Regions from separate parts of the Homo sapiens genome. Here all the other regions are linked to region 3. A link is a loop called in an ENCODE intact Hi-C map of the cell type or tissue named here. Cell type or tissue: endothelial cell of umbilical vein. All regions are shown on one strand.

Region 1 (8,000 bases), 420 kb after region 3:
GCAGCCGCATCCATGGCAAACTGCCTCATGGCACGTTCCTCCAAATACTTCTGCTCCCACTTGGTCATGTCGGCCTCCAGCGCCAGGATCTGCTCCTCCTTCTCTCGCAGTTGTTCTGACAGTCGCAGGGCGCTGAGCTCTGGAGACCCACCACTGCCACTGCTACCACCTGGGGCACCTGCCTGTCTCTGCAGAGCAAGGAGTAGAGACCGTGGTCAAGGGTGCAGGTTGGGGTGTGGCAGCCACTGGTCTTCGCCTCCACACGACTGTCACTTGTACATGTACGTGTTCAGCCATACACAGCATACATTTCCCCATCCTTCCTCTACCGAAATGGGGATACAGCACAGGTCCCCATACCCCTGCCCTGAATCCTAGGGCAAGGGCATAGAGACCAGACAGATAATCCTCCAAACTGGCAAAGGGGGTGCTATCAATAATTATACTGGGAAAACTGGTGTACATTAGAACAGAACTGGGCAAACCAGGGGGTTCAGTCACACTACCTCTGTGGCAAGGGTAGGTTTGGGAGTGGAGAAATAACTCTATTTGGTTTGTAAACACCAAGAGTTGTTTACACAGAAGTCCGAAGTGAGGCTAAGCACAGTGGATCTGGACAACCATCTTTCCTCCCAATCTTGGGGAGGCATATAAAAGCTGGCTGGTGGCCAGACGCAGTGGCTCATGCCTGTAATCCCAGCACTTTGGGAGGCCAAGGTCGGCGGACCACGTGAGGTCAGGGGTTCAAGACCAGCCTGGCCAATATGGTGAAACCTCATCTCTACTAAAAATACAAAAATTAGCTGGGCGTGGTGGCGCACGCCTGTAGTCTCAGCTACTCGGGAGGCTGAGGCAAGAGAATGGCTTGAACCTGGGAGGTGGAAGTTGCAGTGAGCGTTCGCGCCACTGCACTCCAGCCTGGGCGACAGAATGAGATTCCATCTCAAAAAAAAAAAAGCTCGCAGGCCTTCTATATCCAGGTTCCTGACTTACTTTCTCTAGAGGTCAAGGACAACTAGCCCTGCTGCTGCCGAGGACAGGAGTCCCCCGAGGCTGGACATGGGCCAGGTGGCAGGGCCTCTACTAAGACAACGAGTGGAAGGGAGCACGCAGCAAAGGTGGAGCAGAGAGCAATCATCCTCGCCGCCTTCCAACGGGCCTGCAGCCTAGATCTAAGCAGGGGCTCCCGGGGCCTCAGCCCTGGCCTCCAAACCTACAGTCCCCGAGGAGGAAGGGAAGCCAACATCCTCAGATGCTGCCCTAGCCTGGAGACTTTCTCAGCTCACCTGCTGTGCACGCAGGGCCTTGAGTTCCTGCTCCAGGCGAGTCCGCAGACGCAGCTCCAGCTGCTCCCGCTTCTCACAGGCTGCCTGCAGCTGCCCGAGCGCCTGCTGCAGCCGCTCCACTTTCTCCACATAGGCCTGCTTCTTGCGCAGCTCCTCTTCGGCTCGAGCTGCCCGGCCCTGCGCATTGCCCAGAGCCTGCTCCAGCAGCTCGGCACGCCGCCGCTGGTCCTCGATGGCGCCGCGCAGCAGTGCCATCTCTCGCTCCAGCTTCTCTTGCTCCTGCTGCTGTTCGTAGCCTGTAGGGAGAAAGAGGCTTGATCAGTGACAGTGACCACGTTGGCTGGCCCCATTGCCTCCTGGGCTCAGTGCTGACCACTGGATGAGCACAGTTGCTTCTCATTCTCTCAAAAATAACAGGAATAAGGTACCACTATTAACCCTGTTTCATGGAAGAAGAAACCAAGGCTCATGTTAAGTCAGGAGTAAATGACAGAGCCCAATTCCAGGACCCTTGCAGTAACAACTGGGCTACCCTGCCTTTCTACTGGGACATACTGCCATGGGACAGCCCCAAACACCATCCACTTGTGCCAGGGGCACCATGTCTAAAACACATCCACAATATCCCTTGAACCTTGTGACGGCTCGAGACTGTTGAGGTAGGAACTGTGATGCCCATGTACAGATGAGAAAATAGAGACTCAGGTAGGCTGTGACATGGTCCTCCTTCCAGTGGGAGAATGAAAGAAGGGGGAACAGAACCACCATCGGCTGTCGGCACACCAGGCCCTTACACATCTTATTCCACGAATCCTCCAGCCCCTCCAGGGAGGATTTGGGATCCCCAACTTATAGGGGAGAAACATAGGAGGTGAATGGTGCTGCCAAATGGAAACCCCAGTTGGCCACACTACAAAGGCCCAGGCTGCCTCTGGCTACATGGTGAGGCGTTTGTACTTATAGGCCACCCAGAGCTCTGGGGCTCCTTCTGCAGACCCAGGCCGAGAGGTCCGTTGAGGGCTACATTTCCTTCCATGGTCTGAAAAGAACACTGAGATGTAAGCAACCAGGCTCAGAAGGAAATGCAAAGTCTGCAGTACAGTGAAAATGACTATGGCCCAAAGATTAGTGTGTAAGGGTCAAGCTATCCTGACTTTTAAATCATTTTGTTAATTGCCCAAAGAAACTGCTCAGAGGCCCTCTCCATAGGGCCAGGAGAAGCCCAAGCCAGACCACAGAGCCCTCCATCTGATGTTCTAGCCTTAAATCCACCTCCCAGGCACCTGCCCCTTGAGAGTCCCAGGCTGCCCCCTGAGGAGCAGGTCAGCTGCCTACCTTGCTGGAGAGCAGGTGGGGGGCAGGGCTATGGGCTCCCGCTAATGAACCTAAAGGCACTGTCTCTAGAACAGCATTCTGATTCAGTGGAATTTTCTGCCAGAGTGGAATTGTTCTATACGGCACCCTCCAATGCAGTGGCTACTAGACACACGTGCCACTGAGGACTGGAAATGTGGCTAGTAAGATGGGAGAACTGAATTTTAAATTTAATTTATTTTCATTAATTTCAATCTTTGGGCCACATGCAGCTAAGTACCTATCATATAGGACAGTGCAAGTTCTGGAACAGAAGGGTGAAGGCTTGAGACCTTGGCATGTGGAAGGGAGGATTCATTTACTCAGGTCCCTGGGGCAGGGCAGGGAGGACACAGAGGCAACTCAGGTTAGCTCTTGATTCATTTTGGATGTTTGAAGGCTGAGCCCAGGATGGTATCATTCTGTGGCATGGAGGAAAATACGAGGAAGTCCAATAATATTGAAACGGATGTGTTCATACTTCGCTGGCTTAACATCCATTGAGTGGGGTGTTAACATCCATTGAGGAGGGGCAGCCAGGTTGGGACTCAGGCAGGGAGGACCCTCCCCTAGTCCACCTGTGCGTTCAGTTTGCCCAGGGCCTGCATCTCATTTCAGCCTTAGCATGACTCTGTGGGGAAGGACTCTGTCTCATCTTATAGCTGGAGAATCTGGGGCGCAGGGAGAGAAGAAATATTCCCAAGGGGGTGGAGCTAACAGGCCAGCCTCAGGCCTCAAGGCCAGATCCCCAGGGGGCACTGCTGGCCTAGAAGGGCCAGAAGGGCAGTGCTGGGGGGCTGCGTGGCTTGCCTAGGAGGAAAAGCAGATGGCATTGGTGATAATGGCCACACTTTCCTAGTGTTGACTGACCCCAGATAAAAGGGAGGTCAATCAGACACCTCCCTTTGCAATAGCTACTAGGGAGCAAGGAAGAGCTGCTTGGGTTTCCTCAGCCCTGGGGGAGGAAGGGGCCGGAGGACCCAGCCCTCTGCTTCCAGAAGCTTCCTGCAGCCTTGTCCAACCTCTAAGGCCCTGGTGGGGGCTGGGAGGCTTTGAGCTCTGGCCATCCCCTACCAACAGGACCCTGATAAAACCTTGGGCCTGCGGGATCTCGGGAAGGAGAGCTCCTTAGTAAGAAATAAGTGGTCTGGGTGCGGGTGGGAAGAGGACGCCCGAAGGCCAGCGGAGGAGGGCAGGAAGGCAGGCGAGGCGCCGACGGGACCCGGGATGCGCCTTGGGCAGCGAGCGAGCCCCCACCTCCACGTTCCAGGCTCCCTTTGTGCTCACCCTCCCTCCTCCCAAAGCCGGGCGAAGGGCGCCAGGCAGCGCGCACGGGAGGGAGCGGCGGGGGGCGGGCCGGGAGCGGAACAGCTCGCGGCTCTGGAATGCCAGGCATCCAGGTCACCCGCGGCTGCAAGATTAATGGCTCCAGCGAGGAGCCAAGAACAGCTCGGCGCTCACTCGCTCCCCGGGGAGCGGAAACGCCTCCCGGCCGGCCCCCCTCTTCTCACCCACTAGCAAGCTCCCAGAAACCCGCCCCATGGCTTCCTTTCTTTGGCAGAGTCAGGCTCCAGAAGTCCGCCTTCCTCCACAGGCACCCTAATCTGCCGTGCCCTTGCAGCTTCTCCTCCCCAGACTCCTCAGGGAAACCCCAGGGCTGCCCCCTCCCCTTTCTCCCTCCTTCCCTTTGACTCCTTCCCAGAGACCTTAAGCCGCTGCCATCTCACCCCACCCAGCCAGAAGAGACCAGCCTACCTCCTGCCCCACCCTGTCAATTCCTTCAGTGCTGTGTTCCCCCATTCCCTGCCCTAGTCTTTGAACCCTCTTTGAAGGAAGATAGGGGTGCTGCCAGCCAGAGCTAAGTCCTCAAGCTGCTCCTCCATTTCTGCACCCCACACTACCCTTTGTGCCATTCACAGTAGGGTTCCTGTGAAGACTCAAAGCCATGTTTACCCAGCTACCAACCACTCCCATTCCACTTCTCTGCAAACACCTTGAACAGCACTAAAGCTCCTAGTAGGAGCTCAATAAATAACTGTTCTTAGTCTCTTCTGATTGCTAGAGCCTCCTGCTGCTGAGCTCAGGGCTCCCTTTGCCACCCACCCCATGTACCTCTTGAACTGCCCAATAGCTCCTTCACCTCTGGCTGGCTCTCCACCCCTGCCATCCCCACAGAGCCCCTCTCTCAGGCCACCGGGGCTCCTAATCACCGGTTTCTAGGGCCACCCCCGTTGTTCTTTTGCATCTGTGGGAACCTGCTCCTTTCTTAAGCTCACCACTTCCTTCCTGACCTCCCTGCCATGGTACCTTCCTGGGCCTGCTCCCATTCTCTCTTGAACATCTGCCAGTTGCTTAAAACACATCTGCTAATGAATGAATAAATGGACTAGTCAATGAACTTGCCCATTCTTCAAGGATGCTTAGACCGCCCCGTTTAGAATGCATCTGTTGGTTAAGGTCTAGGATCCCATTTTTGGCTGCCTCAGATGCCTCCACTTGGCTTGCTATGGCTCAGCTCCACCATGCCCCCCTACCTCTCACATTCCCATTGCACACTCCCGACCTTTCTGTTGCCAGGAACTCCCTGGGAAGCTCTCAGACCTGTCCTTCTCCTTCACCTCATCTGTCTTCAGGGCTACCTTGCCTCCCGCACTGCCCAATGCACTGCACTGGTGGTCAGCACCGAAGCTCAGCAAATCACTGCTCCCTGGCTTTCCCTCTTGTGTCAGCTGATCTTCTTAAAAGATACAGAACTAGATCCTATTCTTCTTTGGAAGCCACTTATCCCCACTATCCCCAGATCCAGTCTAGTGTTGGGCATACAGTGGGCAGTAAACCTGCTCCCAAAGTACTACTTTGCAAGGGGGAAGGCCAATCTTCCTAGTCCAGAGGGTGTGCAGCAGTCCCATTGCCTGCACACAGGCCAGGCTTCTTAGTGGGGCCCCTACTCACTCTGAGCAAGCAGCTTGGCCACCATGTCCTGACTGCCGGCCTGGGCCTCCTGTGTCTTGCTTGCCAGGCGGCGATTTGCAGATTCCAATCTCTCTGTTTCAAGGGAAGGAAAGATGTTTTAGTGTCAGGTGAAGCTGCCAGCTTGGGATTTTTCCTGACGTCCTATCAGGATGGGGCTGTATCCTCCATATTGGGGATGGGTTCATAAGGAAACCCCAGCTCAGCTCAGGGCCCCATGGGTGGGAGCCTCCTCTGTCAAGAGCCATCATCCCTGAGGGGATCCTAGGCCCAGTACATAGAGACAAGCATCTCTCTATCAGGGCAGCTCCAAAGGGGTCTCAGCCTGGCTCTCTGAGTTCATCTGCACTTTTGACAGAGAATAGAGATTCCCAATTTTTCTCTAGAACAAAAGAAGTAAGTCCTCTGCAGAGGTTCTCCAACCTCCACCTGTGTGACTGGCTCTCACCTCTAAGATCCCGGTTGAAGTCTTGCAGCCTCCTCATTTCACTGTCCATCTTGTTCCGCATGGTCTTCTCCAGGGCCTCACGCTTGGAGGAGGCTCTGGTCAGGCTCTCATGGGCCTCAGAGAGCCGCTGGATTTCGCTTTCCAGCTGCAAGAGTCAGACAGCAGAGCTGAATGAAGGCGAGAGCTCCCAGGGAGTGATTCGAGGCTGACCCACTACTCTCCATCAGAAAAGGTGACAGATGAGAGGCCACCAAACAGGAGCAAAACCTCCAGGTGACTATGGTGGGATGGTCAGAAGCTTGTAGCCTCCGGAAGTAGAATAGACTGCTGGGACCAGCAAGCAACGGTCCCATCGGCTGCCCCAAGGACCAGATGCTGAGTGAACCCAGGGCCAGGTACTTTGGAAGTAGCTGCCTGCGGGGTGACTAAACACAGCTTCCCTGTGCCCAGTGTCCAGAAGGAAACATTCTACTCTTGGCTGGCTTCCACCAAGAAACTGAGTACAGTTGGCCAGAAGTGGGCACCGAAAGACTCCAGCCATGATGGGGTGGTTTGACCTAACTTGGACACCACAGGACAGTCAAGGGAGGCCTGAGGCCATCTGCTAAAACTGAGCCTCAGCGGAAAACTGGTAACCCTTCACTAAAGAAGCGGGCACCAGGCAGAGCTGCCTCTGCCTGGTGTCCCAGGCATCACCATCCACCCAGAGGGCCAGCTGGGCCCCGGCTGCTCCTCCCACTTGGCTGCTGGCAGGTTCCGCACGTGCTCTTAGCTGGCCTGTGATTCCAACAAGTCGCCCATTTTTTTTCCAAGAGGAGAAGTTTTCTTTTTGGCCAGGGCTGGCCTGGAACAGACTTGCTGTTGTGTGGGGGACACAAAGGGCTCTCTGTGGGAGGTGTCCATGGGAGGGGGTGTGTGCAGGGCAAGGGTGCGAGTGTGCAAGGAGCTGGTGAATGGGCTCTTTCTAATCACCACTGGCCAGCAACTGTTCATGCTCCAGGCCTGCTCTGCCGGCCTCTCGGCTGTTCCCCAGCTGTCTGGAGTCAGCTCAGGAGGGTGCATGAGGAGTGAGGGAGGTGGAAGACAGAGGGATAGGGAGAAATCCAGCCAAACAGTTTTCAGGCTCCTCTGCCTCTCCTTGGACTACCCACTCCCCAGGTAGCCCCTCGGGGTCTCTTTCTGGTCTGCCCTTCTGAAGCCCCAGCAGGGCCTACCTTCTCAATGCGGCCAGCCTTCTCCGCAGAGCTCTCCAGCTCCCTCTGCAGCCGCTCATTGTCTCTCTGCAGCCTGGCATTCTCCCTCAGCACGGCCTCCATCTGGGCCAGGTGGGCACTGCCCGAGGTGGCTGAGGAGGCCTGGGCACTCACTGGCCCCTCCACAGCAGGTGGACTGAGGGAGCTCAGGGGGCCATGGCCGAGAGCAGCTGGATGTGGGGGAGGGGGGTGCTCCTGAGATTGCTGCAGGTACTGGTACTGCTGCTGCTGTTGGAGGAACACAGGAGGCACCTGGGCCTGCAGGATCCTGGGGAACAGAAGAGACGGTGCTCAGAGACAGCACAGACCCTCATGGCTCCCACCAGAGCAGCCCGGGGTCACCCCACTCCTAGGCATACTGGGAAGATGGTTAATTATTATCAATAATTAATATATTATTAAAATTACTGCAGATAATTATTCAACCCTCTAGTGTTAGGCAGGGACCAGTAGGGAAGGCCTTTTCCAAATGTTTCTGCCTGAGGCTCTCAAGAGTCAGACAGCAGGGCTAGAGGGGATTAATGTCAGGATGCTTGTTTCATACCCGCCTCACAGTGGCTGGGGCCTTGGGGATCAGCCTGAGCAATCCTGGGCCTCCTAAGCAACTAATGCTTAAATACATCATCTTAAAAAATGCACCCTGACACTTCTAATCAATGGAAGGTTATTTTTGGGGCTGGAGGCCATGTC
Region 2 (8,000 bases), 83 kb after region 3:
TAAAAGAAAAACTCATGTTGGCCCCAGACCTGAGGCTACATGACCTGGCAAAACTCTTTACACTCTATGTGTCAGAAAGAGAAAAAATGGCAGTTGGAGTTTTAACCCAGACTGTGGGGCTCTGGCCAAGGCCAGTGGCCTGTCTCTCAAAACAACTAGACGGGGTTTCCAAAGCCTGGCCCCCAGGTTTAAGGGCCCTAGCAGCAACAAGGGCCTTCTTGTCCTGTTAGCACAAGAAGCAGATAAACTAACCCTTAGGCAAAACCTGAATATAAACGCTCCCCATGCTGTGGTAACTTTAATGACTACCAAAGGACATCATTAGTTAACAAATGCTAGATTAACCAAGTACCAAAGCTTGCTATGTGAAAATCCCCACATAACCATTGAAGTTTGCAACACCCTAAACCCCACCACCTTGCTCCCAGTATCAGAGAGCCCAGTTGAACATAACTGTGTAGAGGTGTTGGACTCAGTTTATTCTAACAGGCCCAACCTCCGAGACCATCCTTAAACATCAGTAGACTGTGAGCAGTATGTGGACGGGAGCAGCTTTGCCAACCCCTGCAAAGTGACTCTGAAGAAGACGACAAGCCCTGCTCTAGTCACACCCGGAAGCTGACTGGTCCATGCACGGCCGAAGCATGAGAAAACTCATTGCGGGACTCATTTTCCTTAAAATTTGCATTTTTACAATAAGGACTTCAACTGACCTTCCTCAGACTGAGGACTATTCCCAGTGTATACATCAAGTCACTGAGGTAGGACAAAAGGTTGCTACGGTCCTATTATTTTATGGTTATTATAAGCGTACTGGAACTCTAAAAAGAACTTGTTGTATAATATAATTCTATACAAGGTATGTAGCCCAGGAAATGACCAACCTGATGTGTGTTATGACCCATCTGAGCCTCCCATGACCACAGTTTTTAAAATTAGATTGAGGACTGAGGACTGGTGAGGGCTCACAAATGATATGAGTAAAGTGCTAGCCAAAACAGAAGAAAAAGGGGTGCCCAAACGAGTCATCTTAAAATTTGATGCCTGTGCTGTCATTAATAGTAATAAGTTAGGAATAAGCTGTGGTTCTCTTAATTAGAAAAGAGGCTATATAGCAGAAAATAAGTACATCTGTCATAAATTAAGACTGTGTGGAAAGAAATGTAAATACTGGTCTTGTGTCATTTAGGCCACTTCGATAAAAAAAAAATGAAAAAGATCCAGTCCACCTTCAGAAAGGAAAAAATGGCCCTTCCTGTACTAAGGGACAATGTAACCCCTTAGAGCTAGTAATAACCAATCCCCTTGATCCTCGCTGGAAAAAAGAGGAGCGTGTGACCTTAGGAATCAATGGGGCTGGACTGGATCCTCGAGTAAATATCTTGGTTTGAAGAGAAGTTTACAAACGCTCTCCTAAGCCAGTGTTTCAAACTTTCTATGATGAACTAAATGTGCCAGTACCAGAAATTCCAGGAAAAACAAGAAATTTGTTTTTGCAATTAGCTGAGCATGTTCTCTCAATGTCACTTCATGTTATGTATGTGGAGGAACTGTAATAAGAGATCAATGACCATGGGAAGCCCGAGAATTAGTACCTACAGACCCAGTTCCTGATGAATTCCCAGCTCAGAAGAATCACCCTGATAATTTCTAGGTCCTAAAAGCCTCAATTATTGGACAATATTGCATAGCTAGAGAAGGAAAAGAATTTACTCACCCCATAGGACGACTTCTTTGTCTAGGACAGAAACTTATAATGGTATCACAAAAACAGTCATTTGGTGGAGTTCTAATCACACAGAGAGAAATCCATTTAGTAAATTCCCAAAGTTGCAAACCGTGTGGACCCACCCGGAGTCCCACCGGGACTAGACAGCCCCCACTGGATTATACTAGATACGTAGGCATAGAGCTTACGCCAAATTACCTGACCAGTAGGCAGGTAGTTTTGTTATTGGCACTATTAAACCATCTTTTTCCTACTGCCCATAAAAACAGGCGAACTCCTGGGCTTCCCTGTCTATGCTTCCCGCGAAAAGAGAAGCATAGCTATAGGAAATTGAAAAAATGATAAATGGCCCCCTGAGAAAATCATACAATATTATAGGCCTGCTAGGCACAAGACGGCTTGTGAGGATACCAGACCCCCATTTACGTGATCAACTGAATCATACGGTTACAAGCTGTCTTAAAAATAATCACTAATAAAACCGGCAGAGCCTTGACTATTCTGGCCCAGCAAGAAACTCAGATGAGAAATGCTACCTATCAAAATAGATTAGCTCTTGACTACTTGCTAGCAGCTGAAGGAGAGGTCTGTAGGAAATTTAACCTTTCTAATTGCTGCCTACATATAGATAATCAAGGGCAAGTAGTTGAAGACACAGTTAAGAGATATGACAAAACTGGCACATGTGCCTGTGCAAGTGTGGCATGGATTTGATCCTGGGGCCATGTTTAGAAAATGGTTCCCAGCGCTAAGAGAATTTAAAACTCTAATAATAAGAGTTATAATAGTAATAGGAACCTGCTTACTGCTCCCTTGTTTGCTACCTATACTTCTTCAAATGATAAAAAGCTTCATCGCTACCTTAGTTCACCAAAAAGGTTCAGCACAAGTGTACTATATGAATCACTATCGATCTGTCTTGCAAGAAGACACAGGTAGTAAAAATGAAAGTGAGAACTCCCACTATTGAGTGAGAATCTCAAAGGAGGGGAATAAGGGAGGAGACCACCCCTCATATTGTCTTATGCCCAATTTCTGCCTCCAAAGAAAGAAAAAGTAAAAACTAAAAGGCAGAAATGAAATCCACAAGCAGACAGCCCGGAGCCGCACCCTAGCGCTGGTAGTTAAAGATCGACCCCTGACCTAATCGGTTATGTTATCTATAGATTACAGACATTGTACAGAAAAGCACTGTGAAAATCCCTATTCTGTTTTGTTCCGATCTAATTACTGGTGCATGCAGCCCCCAGTCACGTACCCACTGTTTGCTCAATCGATCACGACCCTCTCAGGTGCACCCCCTTAGAGTTGTGAGCCCTTAAAAAGGACAGGAATTGCTCACTCGGGGAGCTCAGCTCTTGAGACAGCAGTCTTGCTGATGCCCCCGGCTGAATAAACCCCTTCCTTCTTTAACTCAGTGTCTGAGGAGTTTTGTCTGTGGCTCGTCCTGCTACACCACCATGTCATACATGTCCCAAGATATGTGCAACCCATCCCCCACTGCAAAGTGGCAGGGCTATTACAAGCACTCTCATTGGGAGGAAATATCCCTTCAAATAGCAGAGCTCCCAGTTATTGCCCCAGGAGGGAAAGGTGCAAGTGACTTTAACTGATGGAATTTGAGATTCAAGATTTACCTTAAGCTATCCAACCTCGTACCTGGTTTCAGGCTGATAAGTGGAGTTAAATGGAAGTCCTCCAAACTCTGGTCTTGCAATTAGTATGGATCAAAGGAGGTGATGACTAACAGAATCTCATTTTTAGAGTCAAGAAAAACTCTTAGCCAGTATGAGTACTTAACTCCTTTAGGAGGCCAATTGGCCTGAGCCCAGCCCTCAGGTACGTGTGGTTAAATCATCAACACATGAGAAATCATCTTATTTATATAGATCTCCAAATAAATTGCTGCCATAAACATTTATTTTAGGGAACCAGGGTGGGTCTAAACGGATCAGTCTCATTCAGCTGTACCCTCACTGTCAGGAATCTGTTCTGGACACCCGTCCCTCCTGCCCTTCTTGGTGAAAATGAAGTGAGGTTGCCCCACCCTGGTTCCTGCAGAGGCCCCTTTCTTTACACCATCTAATCCTAGTCCCTACCCTTTCATCTCAATTCCTAATTTATAAATACCAAAGGTTCCAAAATTCCTGATGAAATTTCTCCAAAATGGTGGAACCAAAACTGCGCACAACATTTCCATCCAGGTCTGGCCAAAAATGAGGAGATTTGGAGATTATTTTAAGCTATCTCAAAATTTCTGTTGCTTATCCATATACAACTACAAAATCAATTCAGCCTGTATTTATTGCGGTGCGGAAAGAGCAGAAGCAGGAGTGGAGATCCCAGCTGAGTAAGTATGCAGGTGAGATCCACTCTGACCTCCAGATCCCTTTCTGTTGGACACATATAACCAGTCCACGGACACCCCCATCATCCCTTTGTGTAATCTGGCTTCCCCTTAATTGCACCACCGGAGGCTTTACTCAGTCCCATCTGACTGTATGTTTGTGGGAAACAACCTCTCTACACCATGATCCCACCCTGACCAGAAGGGGCCTTGATGCAGTCTCTGCAGTCTCCCACATCCTCACCGCAGCAGCTTTGGCCTCTCAGGAGGTATCTTCCATTGTTACTTCTGCCTAGGCAGAACGGGCAAAAGAGCCCGAGTGCGGATTGAACCATTCCAGGTCCTCCTGGACCTGTGAGGGAGTGGAAAGCATTTCCGACCCCATGGGAAAGGTGCTCTCATCCTAACAGCTGCCAACACCCTATCTTCTCACCCGCTCCCCATAACTTGCCTGGTGAGTGGACCTGCTTAGACCTTACTGAACCGTGAGAGCTGTGACCTTCCTGGGGCCATTTCCAGACCAGGGAAGCCAATCTGAGCACGCGGGTTGGTTGCCAGCCTGGGGAAGCCGCCCGCTGAGAGGGAATTCTAAACATAACTGCGAGCGGCACAGCCAGGTAGCAGAGCCCCCCGCCCCCGTTGGCGGGAGAAGAAAGCCTGGGGAAGGAGAACATCCCTTAGGCCACCCACCCCAGGACGAGGGGGCTCGGACGAGACACAGTCTGTCCCCCAAAGCGCGGGGGGTCCCCCTGGCACCTCCAAGCCCATCCCATTGACGAAGTAACCGCCCGCTGGAGGCCGAAAAAGCGTTCCTCGAGATGATCTTTTTCAATCATCGAGGACAATTCTCTCGCTTATAACTCTGCCTGGAGTTGTCCGAGTAAGCGGTAAGCAGGTACTTCCACTGTCCCATTACTTAGTCCGATGAAGGCGTGTGAACACACACACACACACTCGCACGCACACACACACGCTCACACACACACACGCTCACACACACACTCGCACACACACGCCCAGCACGCGTCGCCCGGGGATGAGATCGGAGCGCGGCACAGGAGGGAGCCCGGGGCTCCCGGAGCCTCCTGGCTCCGGCAGACAGAAGCGGGTGCCCAGCCGAAGGTGCGCCAGGCGCGGCTCCGGCCCGGAAGACCCCGCGGACTCCGCTCACCTTAATGTTGCCGAAGACCGAGCGGGCACAGCGGCCGGCTCGGCTAGTAGAGGTGTCGCTGCCCTGGGACGCGCCGAGCTTGGGCAGGAGCCCCATGGCTGCGGGCGGCTGGCCGGGCGCGGAGTGGCGCGGGGTCGGGGCGCCTCGGGCTGGAGCGGCCGGGCGGGTGAGAGGCGACCGCGGCGGCAGTGGCCGGAGGAGATTCGCGGAGCGGAGACTGAGCCAGCGAGTGCGCGCCTAGAAGTTTTTATAAGTGGCCGCCGCCGATGATGAAACGCGCTCTCCCTCCTCCCTCTTTTCCTCGGGTGTCAAAGGCGCTACGAGCCCCCGCCCCGCCGCCGCCGCCGCCGCCGCCCCCTCAGACAGGTGTGACGCCGCAGCGACCCGCGAGGCTTGACTGCCCCGAGAAGATCCCGCCTGCCGGGAGGCGGAGAGGGAGGGAAGGAGGTGGCGGGCCCGGGGAGGGGAGGTGAGGGCTGTGCGGGGGCAGGAGGTTGCAAGGGGGTGGAGGTTCCTGGGGACTGGCGAAGAGAGGGTGGGCGAAGCGAAGGTGGGTGAGTGGAGGGGATGGAGAAAGAGGTTGGCAGGGCTGGGGGGCAGGAAGGCTGGGATATGAGGGTGCCCGAGGCGGGCGCTGGAGGGGCCAACGTGAGCCGGGGGTGGAGGGGAGCCCCAGCACCCCTCCCGACGTTCTTGGGGAGATTTACGGAGCCAGTCTCTGCTTGTTTGCACTCGCAGAAAACCTGGGCCCTCAGTTCCGGTGATGGCTCTGAGACTCGCTGCAGCTCTGTTTGTGTTGAGGACTGATTTATATTTAAACTGCTCTTTGCGCTGGAGAGGGGGCTGGGTAACAAGGTGAAAAGGTGGGGGCTGGGCCCGAAGTCTCTGGACCTGAGCCAAGGTAAACTGCAGGGGCTGTCAAGTGTCAGCATGGCTGGGTCTGGCCTGGGGTGCTGGGGGGAGGGGTAGAGGGGGTGGGGGGGGTGTGGACAAACAGGACGCACCCCACTGACCTCCTTCTCAGTGCTGGAATGAATAGTGGGTTTATTTTTTCCCCAAGATTTTCTACTAACAGGATTCCAAGCGCCGAGAAGAGACAGTGAGGCTTCTCAAGGGAAGGATAAGAAGGTTCTTCCAAAAGCAGCTGCAGTGAGGAATCCAGCTCTGGAGGCATTTTTCCAGCTCCCTCACTTCTGTAGTCCCGTGCAGAGGGAACCTCTCCAAGCCCACCCCAAACCCAGGAAAAGATGCCGTCAATATCCAGGAGGCTTTGGCTAAGACAAAGGCCACAGGATAGATAGACCACATAGGCTTCTTATTCTACCCAAGACCTGATACCTTTCTGGGCCTGGTCTGGCCTGGCCTGGGCTTGGGGGCTTCTATCCACCTGCGACCCAAGTTCCCTGGACACGGCAGCATTCCAAAGATGTTGAACAGTGGGCAGCCTCTGGCCTCTTCACTCAGCCACAGAGCGAGGTACATCCTGACAGGCTTTCCACAGCACTGTAGCAGCCCCAGCCCCAGCCCCAGAGGAGGCATGAATTCCAGGTCCCATCTGTCCACTGGGAGAACATGGCACACAAGGACAGGTACCAGCATGGAGCACTTGGTGTGTGCTGGGCATACCAGGCCCTCTGCTGAGCACCCACATGCATGATTTCATGAAGCCCCAACGTTAGCCCTACAGGTATAGGTACTGATGGAGTCTGGACTCCACAAACAAGGATGCTAGAGCAGTCGGCTAAGAAAGCTGTCTGAAAGCCACACAGCTAGCAAGTGGTGGAGCTGGACCCTGAATTCAGCCTTGTCTGACTCCTAAGCCCAGACTTGAAGCACTATGCCTTCTGATAAGTTGTCTAGTCCAACAGCCCCATTTTGCAAGTTGAACCAAACAGGGACCAGAAAACCCCCAGGCCAAGGTCACAGACACCTTAGGGCTACCATGCCTGGAGCTTCTTTCTCAAACCCTGAGGCCTCACTGTGATCCTCTGGTAGAACCCCTGGGAGGATCAGCCTCTCCAGCCCTCACCTAGTCCTGTTCCATTAACCTGGCCCTCTGCCTCCCGTCAGCGCCAGCATCATCTCCAAAGGAAAAGCCTATTCAGAAATGCTCACAGATGCTTATCTTCCTTCATTGACCTTTACTGGGTGGAGTTCAGCTAAATGTAATGGAGAGCCAACCAAAATGACTTAAATGAGATTTATTTGTCTCTCAATAATTAGAAGTCTGCTAGTAGGTAGTCCAGGGGTCATGACCTAGGCCCTTCAAGATTCCTTAGCCTGTGGTTCCCATCCCTGTGGCTGGCTCATTGTCACAAGATGGCTGCTCCATCTCCAGCCTCCTCTCCTAATTCCAGGAAAGATGTGGAAGACAGGAAACAGGAAGGGGCCATGCTTACATCAAGGGAGCAAATCTCTCCCTTGCGTGCACAGTTGCTTTTACTTAAGTCTTCTTGGCCAAACCTGGGTCACATAGCTACCCCCTGCAAAGGATGCTAAGAAGTGTAATTAACACTATTGCTGTCCTCTGAACAAAATTGGGGTTTTATTAGGGAAAAAGGGAGAAATAATATTGTGTTTTACATTTTCAACACCTACACATGGAGTAACCCATTTCCTTTCAAGAGCACTCCTAGAGTCGGTCTCCCAGACTTTCCATCCTTAAATTTCAGTAAATATTTCCTAGCACTGAAAAAATACAAAAAATAGGCTGGGCACGGTGGCTCATGCCTCTAATCCCAGCACTTGAGGAG
Region 3 (8,000 bases):
CACCTTATATTTACAAAGCAATTTACCATATAATCCTGACACCAACCCTTTGAGTTCGATATCATCATCATCATTTCATGAATAAGGAGACTGAGGCTCAATGAGGTTAGGCAACACCCTAACACAGCCAGTATGTGGCAGAGCAGGGACTTTAATCCTGGCACCGGGAGTCCAAATCCTGTGTTTTTGCCCTCTCTGCTTGCGAGGTGAGTGAGGACAGGAGGGAGGGCAGTGGGGGTGGGTTAGGTGAATTTGGTACAAATGTTGTTTTCTCCTTGCAGCCAGTGAGGTGAAGAGCGGGTCATTCCCAGTGAAAACCTCAGAAGCATTCATTGCCAGCTGCCAGCTGTAACGGGACACCCCGCTCCTCCCCTCCAGCTCTGGCCAGCGGCTCCCTTCCTGACCTGGGAACTTGGTCCTGGAGCCAATCATACCAGGATTTTCTCATTTTCATCCTTTTCCATAGCCCTCACTCTGACTCTGAAACTTTCCACGTTTTCCTGCCTTGGTTTTATGCATCCAACTAAATTCTCTTTGCTCTTCTCATTTCTTTTAGGATTTAAAAATAAGCAAACCTACAGGCATTTCCATGGTGTGGAGCCAGGCAGCCTGGCTTCAACACATGGCTCAGCCATTCACTGGCTCTGCCATACTAGGCTAGTGATTTTTTTTTTAATTATTATTATTTTTGAGACGGAGTCTCACTCTGTCACCCAGGCTGGAGTGCAGTGGCACAATCTTGGCTCACTGCAACCTCCGCCTCCTGGGTTCAAGTGATTCTTCTGCCTCAGCCTCCCAAGAAGCTGGGATTACAGGCACTGGCCACCACGCCCAGCTAATTTTTGTATTTTTAGAAGAGACGGAGTTTTGCCATGTTGGCCAGGCTGGTCTTGAACTCCTGACCTCAGGTGATCTGCCCTCCTTGGCCTCCCAAAGTGCTGGGGTCACAGGCACGAGCCACCGCGCCCAGCCTAGGCTTGTGATTTAACCTCCAATGTGCAGAGTGGAGGCGCCAACAGGGCCTGTGTCACATGGACGCTGTGGGACTGAATGAGGCCCTGCAATGAGGAGCTCAGCACAGAGCCTCCCTGGGCAGGGCTCCCAGCACTGTTGCCATTAGTATTATTTCCCCTCAGCAAAAGAACCTTGCACATTGTCATTTAAAGGACTCTGAGGGCCACAAAAGGGGGGAGAGATGAGAAACAGGCAACTAGGCGCAAAGTCAAAGGGAGATGTGGGGAAGGAGAAGCCACGCCCCAGACTCACAGAGGTTTGCCACTCACCGCAGAACCATCATGTAGAGGGGGTTGTGGGAGATGCAGGCTATCAGGGACACGAAGGAGATGAGGAAGATGGCCGGGAGCAGGAAGTGGGCACAGGGGACAGGGCACGATCCTGTCTTTGCTGAAGCGGATCCCCCGGTCACACAGCTGCAGTTCAAATAGATCTTCAAGAGGAAGGGGAGGGAAAAAGGGGGAAATTTGTTATTATTTCACTTTCACACACTTCAGACGTCTGCACCAGCTCTTGTTGGAGACTGAGGTTTCAACCCTTGTGTCCTCTGGGTCTGGTTCCCAGGGAAGCTGGGTGAGCCTGGGGCCAGGTGAGGGTTTCAAGCTGCCCCAGGGGTCCCACCTCTGTCACTGTTTGGGCAACAGAAACCATCTTCTGGGCTGGGCTGGGCTCCTCCAGAAGTCATATCTGCCTCTGGATGCCCAGGAACACTGCCAGGTTAGGCCCCCAACCCCCAGCTTGGAGCCAGGGGCCCAGGAGGGCTTGTGCCCAGCAGTGGTGGTTTTGCAGATTGTTGTTTTTGCTGTTTGTGTGTTTATTGCAGAGGGAGGCATAAACAGTAGGAGGGCAGTGGGAACACAGTGGAATTCCCTGGGTTCTGATTCTGTCAGGCCTTTGCTGGAGTTCCCTGCCTGAAAGGAACTCCTGCCTAGAAGGGACTCCAGAGAAGGAGGCCCCTGTCTCAAGTCTGCAAGTCCATATGGCTCAATACTGTTGTCCAACTCACTTTGGTGGCCACTGCCCTTGTCTGGTGGTCTTCACCTTCCTTCGCTGCCCTTGTCAGATGGCCCAGCCTGTGACAATTTCAGTGTCCAAGCAGTTACAAGACTAATATTGGAACTAAGGGACTAGTATGTTTCCTTCTGCCGACAGTGGTAACTATGCACCCTCTTCACTTGGCCCCTAGGAAACTCCAAAGTTAGTTATATAAAATATTGCTGTTACTTTCCTCAGTCTGGATTTTTTAGAGATTTTTTTTCTTTATAATTTACTGATTTTTTTTCTTGATATTTTGCTAATGGGTTTTTGTCTTGAGGTATGTATGCTGTTACGGGAAACTTGCCAAGATTATTTCTGGAAGTAGGTGACTCAGAGGTAAGTTAACAAAGATAAGAAAACCACAGAAGCCACCACAACTGGAAGGCAACTTAAAGAGCATCTTGTCCAAGTTCCTTGTCCTTCCTCTGCCTGGGAGCCACGCTCCTTCGCCCGCAGAGGTGGCAGTGGCAGCAGCCTTGCCCTGTCCTTTCAGAGGAGGTTGGTAAGTAGGCACTAGGCTTGCCCATCCCCTCCATATGGGCTTAAGGGAATAAGGCATGTTCCTAGCTTACACTAACTGCACAGTCTTCTCATTGCTCAGCAGTTCCTAAGCCTGGCCTGCCTGGCTCTGGCTCCTGCCTGCTCCCTGGCCAGCTGGGTGTGACACTCCTCCTACAGCACCAAGCCCGGCCTTTTCTCTTCTTTCCTACAGCATGCCCAGTACATTCATGCCCTTGGGACTTGTACTTGCTGCTCCCTTTATCTGGAATGCATTGCTCCTGGTGTGCATAGAATTCTGTTCTTCTGGTTGTTCACTTCTAATGTCACCCTCTCCCGGAGGCCCCTGGGAACTCTCCATCCTATTAAGTCCTTCCATGGCATGGGTTACTTTCTAGAATTATCCTGTGTGTTGATTTGATAGAATGCACCCTCCATGAGAACAGGGACCTTGTCTGATGGGTTCACCATCACATCCTCAGCACTCACGGCTGTGCCCAGTGTTCTGTTTATTGAATAACTAAACAAATGACTCAAGTCAGTTTGCTGCTGGCTGATCCTAGGAGGTGTGGAGCCACAGAAAAAAGGACTGTACTTTGCCAAGTGAGTCTAGTGAATGGAGGTTGCCCAAGTGGAAAGCTGGTGGCCAGAAGATACATGGCTTTGAATAGAAGTGCCCCAGACTGAGGCAGAGCCCTGGGTTCAAGTGCCAGGTCAGCCCGAAATAGCTGCATGATTTCAGGCCAGCCATGTGGCCACACCTGGGAGCTGAGGGGTTGAACCAAGTGCCCTCAGCTACTGCTTCTGGCTCTACCCTTCCAGGTCCATGTCACAGAAGCCTAATGCCCTCGATTTATCTGGGCCACGGCCAGCCTGCAGGACCCAGAGATGCCCATGAGGATCTCTCAGGATGGGGCTCAAAGGCCTCAGCTGAAGGAGTGCTTTGACTGGTTTCTGCTCTGAGCAGTTAGGCCTCAAGAATGTGAATTTGTTGGACATCGGCCAGTCTTTAATTGACTGTGGGCTGTCAGCATCTGGTCATGACCCCAGGGTAGGGAGGTAGAGAGAGGTTGGATGTGGCTCAGAGGAGGCCAGGATGCTGGTAATGAGTGTGTGTGTGGAGCCCTGCCTATCCTGGAGCCGAGAAACAGTCTTTGAGGGCATGCGCTGAGCTCCGAGATCCTGTGGGGCTCCTCTTGCCTCTGGACCCTGGCTGCCCTTACCAGTTGCTTGGAGGTTGCAGAGCTCATGTTGATGTTGCTGCAGCCGGCATGGCAAGGGGAGAGGTACTCGATTCCATTGTCTCCACAGACCGGGTGGAAGATAGAATCTGGGCACGAGCAGTCCCTGCGGCAGGCAGGAGACTGCGGATGTATAGAACTTGATGTGCTGCCAGCAAAAGAGGAAACGGGGAATCAAACAAAGCAAGACCAAAGAAAAACCCTACACTCCAGCCCAGTGTGAGTTCCTGGCCTGGTGAGTGTGTCTGTGCATCTTTATTTCTTTTGGGCCAGTGCCACCCTGGGATCTGAATTATGCCTGGTGGAGCCAACAGTGAATTTGCCACTGTTTAGTGGTCACGGCATCTCTCCATTTCTTCTGCCACTGGGAGCCCAAATCCACTAATTATGCTCTGGGAAGGCCTGGCTGGTGAATCCCTTGCCACAGTAGGCGTCAAGACAACCAACCACCCAGAAAGGGCAGCTGCAATGGGCAGGTCACAGACAATATTCGCCTTCCCTCTTCTTCAGCCGAAAAACAGTGGCTGGGACCGCTGAGGCAATCCAGGATTTAGTTTGCTGTCTGTCTCCTGGCTTAATGTAGACCTTGCCCAGAGTTACTCCATCCCCTTGAGCTTCAACCAGAGGGATTTCACTGGTTGATCTCACTGTTCCCACTGTTCCCCGGTATCTGATATTCATGACCTTCTTCGGGGAGGGTTGGGAAAGGGGCTGACAAACCACTGTCCAGATATTTCACTAGTATAATTATACGAATGAGAGTTCATCTCGTGCCAGGCACTGTGCCCGGGGGCTTTACATGCACAATCATCACAACGAGTCTACAGTGAATTATTTGCCTGTTGTGGATTAGAAAACCAAAGCTTAGATAAGGTAAGCAACTTCCCCCAACTAGTAAGGAACACTGGTATACAGTCCAGGCCTGTCTGAGGACAAAGCCATGTGCTAAACTCCCAGTGGACGCTGCCAAAAGGCCCAAAGGCTTCTCGGCTTTCCTCAATCCACAGTCAGCCTGCAGAAGTGCCGTACAGACTAGGGGTGAGCTCCCTACCCCGAGCAACCCTCCCTTCCCCCAAACCCCTTCTCTCCTTCACCCACCAAAGACAGAGGAGGTCATTTCAAAGAAAAAAAAAAAAAAACAGAGAAAATACCAGGGCTGAAAGGTACAGCATCTCCAAATGTTGCAACTTCATTAGGCAAAGTCTTAAAAAAAAGCTTGTTGACAGGTGGCACCCAGGAAAAATAAAATAAAATGCCCCTTGGTTGGCATCCTTCCCCTCACAGGGCTCTGAAGCTCTTCCTGAACATAAAGCCAAAGTTAACACTGTGACCCATATTGCTGTCTGCAAACCAACAGGCAGACTTTACCTGACCTTCTCCTCACCTGCCCTAATTTTTCAAGTCTGCCATCACTCTCATTATTCTTCTCCAGATCTTTTCAAGTCTCCTTTCATCTCTCTTCAGCAGCTCAATGAAACTGAAATTCTAGCCAGCACAGAGCTGATGCTAAACATAGCTTATTTCCTGGTTCCTGTGGCTCACAGCCCTACAAATTCATCCTGAAATCAAACAAATTAGTTTTTGGTGCTTCTTAAGAAAACAGAACTCTAACCCTGATTGCTGGTGGCCCAGTAAGAGCCTTTGATCTCTTCTTATAATGGAGCAGACCATTCAAGACCTGATTTTCTAAGTTGCCACGTGAGAGATCAGATCAAAAGTGGGCCGGGCGGGGTGGCTCACACCTGTAATTTCAGCATTTTGGGAGGCTGTGGCAGGCAGATCACTTGAGGTCAGGAGTTTATGACCAGCCTGGCCAAAATGGTGAAACCCCGCCTCAACTAAAAATACAAAAATTAGCCGGGTGTGGTGGTACACACCTGTAATCCCAGCTACTCGAGAGGCTGAGGCATGAGAATTGCTTGAACCTGGGAGAATCACTTGAACCTGGGAGGTGGAGTTTGCAGTGAGCCAAGATCACGCCACTGCACTACAGCCTGGGTGACGGAGCGAGACTCTGTCTCAAAAAAAAAAAAAAGTGTACAGCAAAGAATAGAGTTAAGGAAGCAGGAAGGAAGATGTATAACAGCCAGATCTAAGCCCTGGCCTTATTAAAGGGGATCTCTCTACCCCTTATTCCCATTACCTAGGGGGGTAGACTTCGGCCACAGTTGGGGTGGAGCATCCCATGAAGAACAAAGGAACACAAAGGATCATGGAGATGGTGATGATGGTGGTAGCTATGCGGGGAATGGCTTGTAGAGAGAAAACAAAGCGCTTCATGAGGATTCCTCCAAACAGCATCCCCAAGGCTGCAGCAGGGAGGTTCACAGCACCTATAAGTGGAAAGAAGGAGGTGATCCAGGTGCACAGGCCTGGGACTGCATGTGGGCTACAAACACTGAGCTGGATCACTGAGAAGGAAGCATGGCTTCAGGAAGGAACATTTGGTATGTTAAATTGTAATCGAAGTAGCTGACATTAATTGAGCATTTACTGCTTGCCAGGCACATCTAGAGAAATATCTTGAGACAGGATTGCCTTGCCTACACAAAAAATACAGAAGTGGGGTTCTTGCAGCTTAAGAGATGTGGGTTGAATATGCATTTATTAAGCACATTTCATTCCTTGGGGCCTCTTTGCATGGGACCGCATGGGGTTAGCAACACAAGAGTGATGACCCCTATGTACCAGTCAGAGATGGAAGGCCAGAGGGGTAAAGCCACAGCCAAGGACCAGCCAGGGGGTGCACGGGAGTCACCCTCCAATCTCATGCACTGATCACCTTGCCAACTCCATATGGTTAAACTCACCTGTGGGTTGGGTTGGGCCCAGTGATTTCCTAGGGTACTTGGTGGGACCACATCTGTAGTTCTCAACACAGTTGAAAAAATACTACTGCTGGGTGCCACCTCCAGAGATTCTGGTTTCGTTAACCTGGGATAGGGCTGGGCATCTGTGTTTTGTAAAGCTCTCCAGAGGAGCCTCTGGTGCAGCCTGGGTTGAGAATCTCTGGACCATATATTGTCTAACCAAAGCAAATATACTCAGGTCCCTAGGGAAGAAGAGAAAATCCCGGAGGCATTTTGTCTAACCTCAAATTCAACCTTCCCTCTTTCCTGTGTTGTTCCTGATGATGTCAGGGCCTTTGGGAAGCTGTCAGACTTCCAGCCCCTTTACAGGGAGGAAGGCAGCCCCCAGCCTCCACCCACTCCTGACTGGAAGGACAGGAGTCAGAAATCTGCCAAGAACTTTCTAGATTGCCAACCAGGAAAACTGTCCTTAAAATTCTTTCTCCTGGGCAGTCCTCCTCCGGACCCTGCCTATGTCCGGTCTGGCCTGCGCCCATCCCTGGATGGGTGGCTGGAGTGCCTGCCTCCTGGCCCAGGCAAGCCCTGCGGATCCTGCAGCACCCTCTGGGCTCACCAATGAGGAAGTTGGCATAGGCTGCTGAGGTGCCATACTGCTTCTCCAGGAACTTGTTGAGGAAGGTGGAGAGGCCAGCAATGACGGAGGAGAAGGTGCACTGGGCCAGGACCACCAGGACGAAGAGTGAGTTCATCAGGAGCCTCAGAAAGATGCATGGAAACCCTGTGAACAGACCGCTGTCAAGGCTCTGGCAGAACCCCTGGGCTGCAGGCACACCTAGGGGATGGGCCAGTTACAGGCCCTCTGCTCCTACTGTCCCTTACCGCACACAACACCACAGGGGCTGGGGTCCCCCTGGCCACTATCCCCTCCCCCGCACTGTGCCAGCCCACCCAGGGCTGTAGGGTCAGTTACGTTTAATGAAATCCACCAGGGAGCCTCTTGACTTGGCCTCCTCCAACTTCCTTGCTTCATCTGCTGTGGCAGGAGCCCTCTGAAGGCAATAAAAGGGGTGAGTGTTCACGGCCCAGGCTCACTGTAGCCACCCTTCCCTGAGCCCTTGAGTCTCTGGCCTCAGAAGCTCAGGGCTGGGTGGAGGTGAGCCCCCTCCAGGCGTGTGTGCATGGGAGGGCATCCAGAGAATGCTCTCCTGAAGCAAACAGCACCTGCATTTCCGTGAGCCTGGTGTTTTGGCCGACAATCAGAACACATCTATGCCAATGCCTCCCACGATACCTGTGGGCATATCATTTCATATCTAACTTTCCTATGACTGTTGCCAAAGGTGTCTTCCTGGACCCCACCCCTCACCCCCATCTGTCATGGCTACGCTTCTCCCCTACC

The links. Hi-C counts contacts between places; a loop is a spot of excess contacts. Peaks named below come from ENCODE experiments on the same cell type or tissue, not always from the same donor. Only the 100,000 strongest peaks of a DNase experiment are listed, where the experiment ranks them.
Region 1: a loop joins it to region 3, with 4 times the contacts of the local background. A loop is called at or near these places in 5 of 110 quality-filtered maps.
Region 2: it touches region 3 in a loop (3-fold over the local background); 27 of 110 quality-filtered maps call a loop at or near these places.

Annotation. Positions count from the first base shown.
Region 1 is chr3:134,360,226-134,368,225 of GRCh38, forward strand. It overlaps AMOTL2 (angiomotin like 2), which reads right to left. Exons shown (of 10, transcript NM_016201.4): 3 at 7,272-7,578; 4 at 6,058-6,202; 5 at 5,592-5,684; 6 at 1,287-1,582; 7 at 1-188. It overlaps MIR6827 (microRNA 6827), which reads right to left and starts at 7,637; the gene lies at 7,579-7,637. RefSeq lists a silencer at 1,122-1,416. In endothelial cell of umbilical vein, no CTCF peak of the experiment used is centred here; DNase peaks (open chromatin) are centred at 4,106 and 4,936; H3K27ac peaks cover 4,898 bases.
Region 2 is chr3:134,024,460-134,032,459 of GRCh38, forward strand. It overlaps SLCO2A1 (solute carrier organic anion transporter family member 2A1), which reads right to left and starts at 5,466. Exons shown (of 14, transcript NM_005630.3): 1 at 5,248-5,466. The coding sequence starts at 5,343. RefSeq lists an enhancer at 5,461-5,961. In endothelial cell of umbilical vein, no CTCF peak of the experiment used is centred here; no DNase peak of the experiment used is centred here; H3K4me3 peaks cover 2,024 bases; H3K27me3 peaks cover 491 bases.
Region 3 is chr3:133,941,322-133,949,321 of GRCh38, forward strand. It overlaps SLCO2A1 (solute carrier organic anion transporter family member 2A1), which reads right to left. Exons shown (of 14, transcript NM_005630.3): 7 at 7,572-7,650; 8 at 7,215-7,379; 9 at 5,935-6,124; 10 at 3,774-3,939; 11 at 1,284-1,447. Among named protein-coding and RNA genes, the nearest start is that of C3orf36, 16 kb to the left of the region's middle. RefSeq lists enhancers at 1,256-1,844, 7,800-8,000 and a silencer at 3,764-4,058. In endothelial cell of umbilical vein, no CTCF peak of the experiment used is centred here; DNase peaks (open chromatin) are centred at 330, 2,420, 3,160 and 3,880; H3K27ac peaks cover 3,672 bases.